Regions from separate parts of the Homo sapiens genome. Here region 1 is linked to region 2. A link is an interaction called in ENCODE POLR2A ChIA-PET data of the cell type or tissue named here. Cell type or tissue: IMR-90. All regions are shown on one strand. Each heading gives the region's core, and the rest is flanking DNA. Links, peaks and the distances in the headings are about the cores only.

Region 1 (5,372 bases), core at 90-5,089, 310 kb before region 2:
CTTTCTAGAGTTTTCTCTCGGGAAGATTTCTGAAATAGAAACTCCTGTTCGTAAAATTACTTGGACCGAGGGCCACCTTGGTGGATCTGGGGGAGGATGGACTTGAGCTTGTCTTTGTGTGTCTCACTGTAAAGCGGCTTGATCTTAGAGTACACCGTCCCAGTGAGAGCCTCAGTAATCAGAGAGGGAACACTGTGAAACCCACCTTGTTTACACCGTCACCATGATGACGGCCTACATGATGGCTGCTTTGACTCTGGGGAGATGCGAAACATCTTCACAAAGCATCATTAACCTCCGCGCAATTGGGTGAGCTGCCAGGAGGGAGAAGCCAGCAGGCAGGAGTTAGAGGGATGAGGAGTAGGAAAAAAGGCATGCAGGGGAGGGGACGACGTGCTTGGGCACAAATGGAGTCAGTACCTGATCCCTGGAAAGGGGACAGGAGAGGAACAGAGCAGCCACCCTGCACGTCCCTCCAGCCCAGGAGTCCCAAGTGACAAGTGGTGAAGGAAAAACACACAGAAGCATCAGGGACTGGAGTCCTGCCCTCTCGTGCCAGCCCTGACTGAGGCGGGAGTGGCAGCACTGGCCAGGGTGGGCCCTGCCCTCCCGCCTGGATGCAGAGTGGAGCCTCCAGACCACACTTGACAAGGACCTCAGGATGGCCTCGGGGCAGGGCGGCAGGGCTGGAGGAGACAGTGGATCACATCAAGGCCACAGGCAGGGGGAAGCTGAGGCTCAGCCCTCCCTGGCTCCAGGGCAGAGGGTAGAGAACCTGCTGGACTCTGGGCCTTGTTTCTCCCACCAGCCAGTCCCGCAGAGGCTGCCCTGACCTCACCAACAGAAAACACCAGGCCAGGACCTTGCATTCTCATCTGCTCTGTGCCTTGCTTCACTTGTGAGGGGGGCGCAGCTCCAGATGGGGGTTCCATGGGCACAGTGTGGAGAAGGGCACTCAGGGCCTGCTGAGCCTCCAGAAATGCACTGAGCTCAACTGGGGGCCCTCGTGGCCCAGGAGCCTCTGGCCTTCTAGGCTCCAGCCACCCATGCTGTGCCGGGCTCCACGGAAGGCATCTCCCAGGCAGGAGAGTGGCGGTTCGCAGCAGGAGCTTAGAGGCAGGGCTGGCTCGGCCACGGAGGTTCTGAATGTAAGGCAGCCCAAGGAGACCGCCCAAAGGAAGGGGACACTGGGGGAGGCAGTGACAATACCTGCCAAGATCCTTGGCCACACACCCATCCCTGCAGAGCACTTTACATGGACGCTTTCCTCTCCGGGACTGCTGCAACAAAGGCCCACAGACTGGAGCATAAACAGCAGGGCTGCATCGTCTCACAGTTCTGGGGACCAGGGGTCTGAAGCCAAGGTGTCTGCAGGGCCGGTTCCTCCTGCGCTGTGAGGGAGGCTCCGCTCCAGGCCTCTCTCCAGCTTCCAGTAGTTGCTGGCAATCTTTGCTCTTCCTTGGCTTGAGGAAGCCTCACCCTGATCCCCACCTTCATCTTCACATGGCGTTTTCCTGTGTGTGTTCCCCTTAATACAAGCGAGTTTCCCCTTGTATTAAGGACACTGGTCATATTGGATTGGGGCCCACCCTAGTGACCTCGTTTTAACTTGGTAAAGGCCCTGTCTCCAAATAAGGTCACATTCTGAGATGCTGGAGGTTAGGACTTCAACATACAAATTTTAGGAGAGCACAATTCAACTCCTAACAATAGAACCCCTCCTGTAATTTTCAAAACAGAAAATATTATTTTCCCCAATTTATAGATATGGAAATTGAGGATTTAAAAAGATTCAATAATGTGCTCAGGGCTATGTACCCAGTTAATAGTGGAGCCAGGACTGAGATCCCAGTGAGGCCCAAGCCTAACTCTGCTAAAATATGCCCTAAACTGTAGCTTAACATCAAAACACCCTGAGTTATAATCAACCTACATTTCCAAAAAATAGCTGGCGATCCCCATCTTTGGCAAGATGGCACCTCATCCGCCAGGAAGGGCTCTGGTGGGGAGTCCCAGAGGTCTGCCAGGTAATGAGAAATAGAAGGGGATTAACCTGGATTTCTGAGAACCCCGAATGGAAGCGGCACAGAGGCTGCAAGTCCAGGTTTTAAGACTCAGAGGATGTTTGAAAACGAAGACTCTGCATATCGAGGTCCCTGGGGAAAAGGGGGGGAGATGCAAATGTGTCTCTGAGTGTACTCCAGCAACAGAAAGGGATTAATTGGGATATTTTTGGTTGCAAGAAATAGAAGACAACTTGAGCTAGTGTAAGCCAGGAGAAGGAGGGTTCATACAAAGGACCCCGCATCTCATGAGGCCCAGGTCAGAGGCGCAGGCCCAGGAAAGGGGTGGCGGGCAGAAAGAGGCAACACCACCAGCCTCTCTTAGCTTCCAAGCCACGCTTGGCCCCTCTGTGGCTGTCTCTGCTGCCCATTCCAATGGCGGTACGCACCATGGCCCCTGGTCCCTCAGTCGGCGTCCTGTTGTGCTGGAGAGACACTTATACAAGAATCCCTCAGAGCCAGGTCCAAATTCCCAGGACACAGAATCTGTCCCAACTTGGATCGTGTGTTCACACCATGGTCCAACCAGCTGTGGCCAGGTGTGAGATCAGGTGGTGGGAATATGGCAAATGGGCCCCACCAGGGGGAGGGGAAGGAGAAGGGTGACCAGGTATGCTGAGCCAAGACCCCAAGAAGCCCCTTCCCCGAGGGTTAAGACAGGAAAATCTAGGCTTGGTTTTCATATTCAAGGAGGCTGAGTACAGAACAAGGGAACCATGACAAGAAATTGGAGACCCACTCTTTGTTTAAAAACAAATTGGGGGGTTGGGGAGAAGGAGCTTTGTTCTCCACAAATCAAACATTTCAAACCCTGCAGGATCCGGCACTGCTAGAATCTTCTCCAAGCCGGGCCGCCTGCTTCTCTACCGGTCTCTTAGCAACTAAATACCTGACTAATACTCAACTTTTCCCAGGGCTTTAAGAGCTGCAAGATATTAATTCCAAGCAAGACATCTAAATTGTTACTCTGGAAACTTGCTCATGCCCCCTTCATGGGTCAGACACTGAAAGGCCACGTTCCAAGTATCCTTACCATCTCACCCTCGCCGTCCCTAGAAGCAGGATTGAAGTCCCGTCTCCACACGGCCACGGCAGGAGGGGCGGCCTGGGCTCAGATGAGTGGCTCCAGATTGGACACACACAGAGCTTGCTTTGCCATGGGTATGTTTACGTGTCAGTTCCCACCCATGCACTCAGGAAAAGCGGGCCCCTCTTTCCAACCCTGAGGGAAATCATAGAAAGAAATAATAAAATAGGAAAACAAAATTGCTGATCGATGAAAACCACAAGATGTTTTTGTTTCTTAAAGACAAATCAACACAACATAGCAGGTATGACCAAGGGAAAAAAAAAATAAGCATTGAGAACAAAAAGTAGGACATATGAAAATAAAAGGACTCAATTTACAAGCTGGAGGCCGAGCGCAGTGGCTCAGGTCTACGTCATCCCAGCACTTTGAGAGGCCGAGTAGAGTGGACCACTTGAGGTCAGGAGTTTGAGGCCAGCCCGGCCAACATGGTGAAACCCCATCTCTACTAAAAATAAATAAATAAATTAATTAATTAATTAATTAATTAATAAAATAAAGAACGAACGAACTCAGGGCCTTGGCTGTGAAACCCCGGCAGCAGGTGAACAAATTATCCCAGGGCTTTTGGGCAGCAATTTGCCTCTTAGTGTCCAGGGAGTGTCAGGGATGAGCCACCACCCTATGCAGGGTGTGTCCCATGAGCACGAAGCTGCCAGGGGAGGCCCAAGGATCCCAGATGTTGGTCAACACTGACTGCTGTCCCTTCGCTCTCTCTGTGTTGATTTTACCTGCAATGTCTGTGCTCTGGGCAGGACCTGGAGGGTGGGGGGCTCCTAAGGATGAATGCGCTTCTAGCTTGGGAGAAGCTTCAGGGAGCGTTGGGGACACAGAGCCTCCCCAAGTCTACCCGTGGTGGGTAAGAGCCTGACGCCCACCTGTGGAGCACTCTGGGCAAGAGACTTCCTCATCTGAAACGGCACTGTTCTACAATGGGGGTAAAAAGAGCGCCTATTTCTGATGGCTCCTGGGAAGGGCAGCACACCTTAGCTGTTCTGTTCTGTTATCCTGGCAACCTGCGCTTGCTGAGGCTGTCACTGTGTCACCTACAGATGAGGCCATCGAGGCCAGGCCAGGTGAGTGTTGGCCCACAGTTGCAGGAGCAGAGCACGTGCCAGCCCTCACGGGAAGCCACACCTGGATCCGTGGTCTGTGCCGTCTCCCTAAAAGCACGTGGAGCGATGCACCTTTCAAAGTGGCCCCGTGCTGAGTACAATAAAGCCGCTTAATTTGCCATTCTATCAACTGGAAATCCTTATTAACTAGCGATCATACCATACAGTGATAATTGATATTCATAAGGAACTTAATTGAAATTAAGTTTTAAAATAGCTTTAGTGTTAAGTGCATTTTATTCTAATTCCTGGAAAATTGGTCATCCATGTATAGTAGATGAGGTAACAAGGAAACATGCTGAATAAAACCACTCAGCCCCGACTTTCCCAGATGTCTGGGTTTCCTATGAAAGAAGAGGGGCTTAGCGGAGTCCAGTGGGTGCTCACCATACTGATGCCAAAGACCACCCCGAGGTGCCCATGAGGCTGCGTCTTCTCTCCCCACCTGGCCCTGCGTATGGATGCCCCTGAGTGTCATCACCCCAGCACCACCCCCACCCAGTCTAGGAATCTCTACTGGGTTGAACAGTGGCCTCCCAAAAGATATGTTCAAGTTCCAGCCCCAGAACTTGTGCATGGGTCCTTATTTGGAAATCAGCCTTTGCAGATGTGATGAAGTCAAGAGTCTCAAGATGAGATCATCCTGGATTTAGGGTGTGTCCTGAATCCAGTAACTTGTCAGGAATGAGATGAGAGGCTGTGAGAAACACACAGAGCAGGGGCTATGTGGCCACGCGGACAGAGGCTGCAGTGATGCTGCCAGGAGCCCAGGAGCTGCCCAAGCTGCCGGAAGAAGGGGGAGGCAGGAAGGACCCGCCCTAGAGCCTACGGAGGGAGCGGGCCCTGCCCACACCTTGACCTCAGGTGTCTGGCCTCCAGAACTGGGAGAGATTCCATTTCTGTTTTTGTTTGTTTGTTTTGTTTTGTTTTGTTTTGTTTTGTTTTTTCGAGACGGAGTCTCGCTCTGTCACCCAGGCTGGAGTGCAGTGGCACGATCTCGGCTCATTGCAAGCTGCGCCTCCCAGGTTCACGCCATTCTCCTGCCTCAGCCTCCTGAGTAGCTGGGACTATAGGCACCCACCACCACACCCGGCTAATTTTTTGTAT
Region 2 (5,372 bases), core at 318-5,317:
CTTCATGGGGCCCCTGCAATTAAAAAAAACAACAACTTATTCTCACTCCTTTCTTTTAATATGTCTTATTAATAACTGTGTAAATTTGTTTACTTTTTAGGACTCCATCATGATGTAAAGTAGATAAAACAACCAATTTGTCTTTCTTTTTCTTGGTACATGGGTGTCCTGCAGCCTTCATTCCTTCCAACCCCCGCTTCACGTTCACGAGTATGAAGTTGAATTAACTCATGCTTTGCTGAAGCCGGATTGTGAGATTGTGTAGGCAGACGTGGCTTTTCTTCTGAGCCTGCAAAGCAGCAGAATTCATGACAATGGGTTCCGTAGTAACAGGGACTGACTGCGCCATGCTGTCTCTGTCCATCCTTACAGCGCTCAGGAGTTTGCATGCCATTACTGGGACCATTTTACAGAAAACAGAGGCTCCCAGGGGCAACGTAACCTGCCCCAGGACAGGCAGCCACAAGGCAGAGAAAGGAGGGTTGGACCTGCACCTGTGAAACCACAGCCCTGGGGCATGGCTTCTGAGACTCATAGCTGGGGCTGAAGATCCCTAGGGGGGCTCTGCTGGGCTCACTGCTCTCCAGAGTGGTCCAGCCCGGCTGCAGGGTGCTGCTTCCAGCTTGGTGCACTGCGGCCGGAGGAGGTGGAGGATGGAAAGTAAGATTCAAAGACAGGGAGTGCAAGGGGACAGTGATACTTGAGGACTCCGAGGAGGAAGTAGGAGAATCATCCGGAATGGCCAGCCTGGGCCGAGCCTGGGCCAACACCTGGGTTGAGCCCAGCCCACAGAGCGGCTCCCGGGTCCTTGCACCTGCAGGAGGCCAGAGCTGCTTTTACCTTCAAATGTTAGATGAGGTGCCAGCACCTGGACAGGAGACGTCCTGCAGTCAGCTCACAGACATGAGGGTGTCGACTCCCCAGTACCCTTCCTGGAGACGCAGAAGTCAGGGTTTTAAAGTGGGGGTAAAGACACCAGCTGCCTCATGTGGGTGTGGGGAGCATCCTGTTGGCCCATGTGCTGGGGAGGGGCTCCAGGACTCTGGCCACATGTGTTCTGTGACCTTCCAGGCCAGTGTGGCCTGGCCCTGCCCCACCTCCCCTCGCCTTCTCCAGTCTGGCCACACTTGCCTTCTCCCAGCCCCACCACAGGACCTTTGCACATGCTCTTCCTGCTGCCTGGAGTGCCCTTTCCTAACCTGGCTAGCCCTGCTCATGCTCCAGATCCCAGGTCAGCTGTCACTTCCCAGTGGAGCTGGCCCTGCCCTCCTCGACTAGGTCAGGACCTCCTAGTCTCGGCTTCAACCCCCACCTTGGGCTCACCTTGCTCCTCTCTTAAGCACCATCATGATCACTCTTGCACCTTCGCCCCCAACTGCATGGATTCCATTTCAACCCCACTGGCCAGACACCAACTGGGTATCCTGCAATTCACTTCTGACACTGTCTAGCAGAGGCAGCTCAGACCCCACAGGTTAAGGACAAAAGTCTCCAAAAGACTACCCCCACTTCAGATGCAAGCCACAAGTCCCGGGGGACCTTGGCTACAAATTCTGGAGTTCCCACAACATGCTCAGAATGGATAACTCACTGGAATGACTCACAGAACTCAGTTACCTCTAATTGTGCTTTCATTATAAAGGAAACAGAACGCATAGGGTGAGGTCTGGGAGGGGCAGAATTTCCATCCCTCTGTCATGGAGTCAGCAGGGGTCAGCAGGGGTCTCCTTCCAGCACATCCATCTGTCCACCAGCACAAAGCTCTGCTGAGCTTCAGTGTCCAGGATTTTTATTGTGTTTTGTTATGTAGATATGATTAATTAACACATTGGCCTCACGATTGAACTCAGTCTCCAACACCCCCCCACCCCCATCTGGAGGTCAGGCTAGCTCCAAGTCCCCAACTCTCTGGTCCTGTGCCTGGTCTTTCTGGCGACCAGCCTCCCCATCCTAAAACCACCCAGGGGCCAACAGTGAGTCACTTCATTAGCATAACAAAGACACTCCAATCTCTCAGGAAATTCCAAGGGTTTTTAGATGCTCCATACCAGGGCCCAAGGACAAAGGCCTCTTGTCTGCTCTGCCTGCAGCAAGCTCAGAAAGGCAAGGCCTGGCCTGTTTTGCCCCCTCCTGCGTCCTAGCACCCAGCGCAGGGCCTGGGACATGGTGGGAACTCACCAAATGCTGATATTTGAAGGAGGCAGTCAGTCAGCCTGAAGGTGGCAGGGCCTACAGAAGACTTGCAAGGAGACCGTAGAAAGGAAAATGCGTCTGTCTTTGAAGAGCAGCAGGAAGGGCTCAGAGGTGCCCTGCTGGGCCCCCGCCCCCCTTGTCTTGCCTTTCTCAACTGCTTTTCAACCAGAGAAATGACTCGTCTAGCAAGATCCTAGGCCCTTAGTAGAGAGCTGTTTATTTGCCTTGATGCACATTTCTTTTTCCTTTATGGTATATGTTATTTTCCTCTGGCAAGATCCCTGTTTTCTTTGGAACGGTGCTTAAAATGATAGCATTTAGCCGACGAAATAGCAGCCCATCTTCTGTCTCCCTGTGACGCAGCAAAAACGCGGTGACTAGCCAAAATGCCTCGCTTCCTTTTCGTTGGCACAGCAAGTCCTTGTGCCGAGCACTGATTGCTAAATAAGGTATCTGGGCTCCAGTCACTTCATCCTAAGAGCAGTTGTAATCAGAGTTTCAGCAGCACACACCGCCCTCTCAGGGAGGGAGATGCTGGCTGGGCCGTCTTTTACAAATGGATCGTCAGTGTGTTCGGGTAATAAGGAAACGAGAGGGTTTTTCTTTTCCTCCCAAGTGCCACTGTGCATGGCGGCTTCTCTCATGGAATCTGGGTCCATTGTACTCCACTTAAAAGGACTTAGGTCGCTGGGGACCCTTTCATGACTGCCCTGATGCAGACGGTCCCGTTTTGTTGACACACTCCACACGACGGTTAGGAAAATTCCATGGGGCCTCCAGATGTGCCCCTGGAAAACAGAAGACATTCTGATGATGCCAGAAAGACTGGTCCTTTTCCATCCATCCAGGAATCGGGAAACGTTTTCTACTAAGGGCCAGTAGGCTTTTCAGCTTCATGGGCCGGATGTCCATCAGAACCACTCAGCTCCACCACTTCAGCAGGAAGACAGCCGCGGACAGCACTTAATGACCCGTCCAGACTCCAACAACGTTTTATTTTCACAAACAGTGCATGCCAGGTTTGCCCAGTGGGCTATCGTCTGCCACCCTGAACCCTGCTACAATTCTGATTCAGGTGTCCCAAATTAGGCAAAATGCACCTTGCATTTCCCTGACTTATGGGTCAAATTTTTCCAGTGATGCCTTTAATTCAAGGACAAGTATCTTGAGAAAATGTATTGTTTTTTAAAAAAAATTATACTACCATAGAAATAAATAAACTCACCAGGATGAAAGCACAGCTTCCATGAAGAATTCACATTATATACTATGAAAATCTATACCCCGTGCAATTTGAGTGTGTTTTTTCTAAAGAAGCTGGGGAAATCTTTCTGTGAGTTTCAGTTTTATAGTGTGTGTTTTGTTCTCCTTGAGAGGACCTCGTAAATCAGTTGGACACGTTTTGCTATAAAAGAAATATTTTATGTGTGAAATGCTGTCTTCAAGACTTTTCTCTTTTATCAGGGGTTTGTAAAAGTAGAAAATGGCATGTGGGTATAATTGGTTGGCCATAGTCCTTAACTGTAGATGTCATATATCTCTGCTAATGCAAAATTTATTTGCATGTCAGAACTTTATTTGAGTGGATAAGGGCAGAAGGAAGCTGCTCTGAAAACATTTCATATGAAAAGGCATATTCTGTACTTCCAAAAAAAATATTGGTCAAAACTTTGCCATCCTGTGTTAGTAGGGTGCTAAAGTCCACTAACTACCCACAGAAAACATCCCAGCAGTGTCCAGAAAGAGAACCTTGGCAAAAGTAAATCCTGCCATGTTATTAAATCAATAAGATTCCCAAAATCAGTGGAAGGAAGCTCAATTCATTTTCAATGCCCCCAGACAAATAGTAAAAATTAGCTAAAAAAAAAAAACCAAAAACCTTAACTTACCTAAAAACATGAAGATCATAAAATTTCATTCTTATTTACACAATGAAAACACATTGGGTAAAGCTTTTCAACGCCTCTTTCATTTTTCCCCCCAAGCCTAGCATCTGCCTTCGGTGTTGACTCTTCTGACTGAATATATTTTTAACTTTTAAAAGACTTGTCTTTTAACTGAAAAATAGTTTGATTTTTTGTCAAAATGGTCAAAACAATCTTGGTGCTTGAAGTTGTGTTATTTGAAGATTCAGGCCTGTCTTAAAAGCGAGAGCCCAAGAAGGGTGTTGCGGTGTGCGTTTTGGTTGTGCTGCAGTGTGCGTTTCGGTTGTACTGCAGTGTGCATTTCGGTTGTACAGTGTGACAAAACAAACCCCTCAAAGCTCAGAGGCGTCAAACAGCTGCTCCGTGGCTCTGAGGGTTGGCTGGGCTCAGCTGGCCTGTCCGGACTTGGAGTTTCTCATGCACCTGCACTCAGTGGGGTTAAGGCTGGCATCATCCCAAGCCATGACCAGCCAGGGCATGCAAGATGGCACATGTATGTGGCTAGTAGTGGACGCTGGTCACCAGCTTGGAGATATGCTGGCAGCAAAGACTGGACATGGTTCAGCCTTCTGATGGCATAGGGACTAGGTTCTGAGAGCAGATGTCCCCACAGGGAGCATTCCAAGAGTCCTCTGTGGAAACCAGAAGGCTCCTGTGACCCAGCTGTGGAAGGCGGGAACATCTCTTCTGCAGGACTGTATGAGTCAGACAGTCACTGGCCAGTCCAGGTTCAAGGGCTGGGCATAAGCCCCTCCCTCTGATGGGCAGTCCAGCATGCAAATACAGAGGGGTAGGATTCGAGGCGCCTCTTTGGAGACCATCACCCTCAGCACTAGAGGGGACTAGCGGGGAGGGCTGCCCACATCCTAACTCTTTGTATCGCCCTAGTTACATGGTGATATTGGGGAAAAAAGGCATTCTTGTACAGACCACTCCTAAATTGAATTCCCACTCTAACATGCCTCACTGCTCATCACTGAGATCCATCTCTGCCTAATACACTCAGGTCATCACGGCTTGATCTTAGCTGATTGTTTTATATTGCAACTGTCCTATCCATAAAGCCTCAGTGCAATGGAGTTGGTTGCAAAGTGAAAGTGCAAGAAATGCAAACATGCAGGATTTCATGAAGATGCCTGCGCTATCTTCATCATGAAGATGAAACTGCTATCAAGAAAGTGCAGGAATTGCAGCCACAATTATTGAGAAAGGAGGTGGAGTTCAACCAGATAACCACTGAGGAGGCAGAGATCC

The links. Peaks named below come from ENCODE experiments on the same cell type or tissue, not always from the same donor. Only the 100,000 strongest peaks of a DNase experiment are listed, where the experiment ranks them.
Region 1: POLR2A ChIA-PET joins it to region 2 with 5 read pairs; 2 of 35 experiments call an interaction of 5 or more read pairs at or near these places.

The regions. Positions count from the first base shown.
Region 1 is chr20:61,122,825-61,128,196 of GRCh38, forward strand. No RefSeq gene overlaps it. Among named protein-coding and RNA genes, the nearest start is that of LINC01718, 46 kb to the left of the region's middle. RefSeq lists an enhancer at 321-966. In IMR-90, for the core only: no CTCF peak of the experiment used is centred there; a DNase peak (open chromatin) is centred at 4,917.
Region 2 is chr20:61,434,863-61,440,234 of GRCh38, forward strand. All of the region lies in intron 2 of CDH4 (cadherin 4), which reads left to right. LOC105372703 (a long non-coding RNA gene) reads right to left here and starts at 2,563. Exons shown (of 2, transcript NR_187684.1): 1 at 2,179-2,563; 2 at 1-13. RefSeq lists enhancers at 1,590-2,178, 2,002-3,201, 2,179-2,768. In IMR-90, for the core only: no CTCF peak of the experiment used is centred there; DNase peaks (open chromatin) are centred at 1,589 and 2,569; H3K27ac peaks cover 944 bases.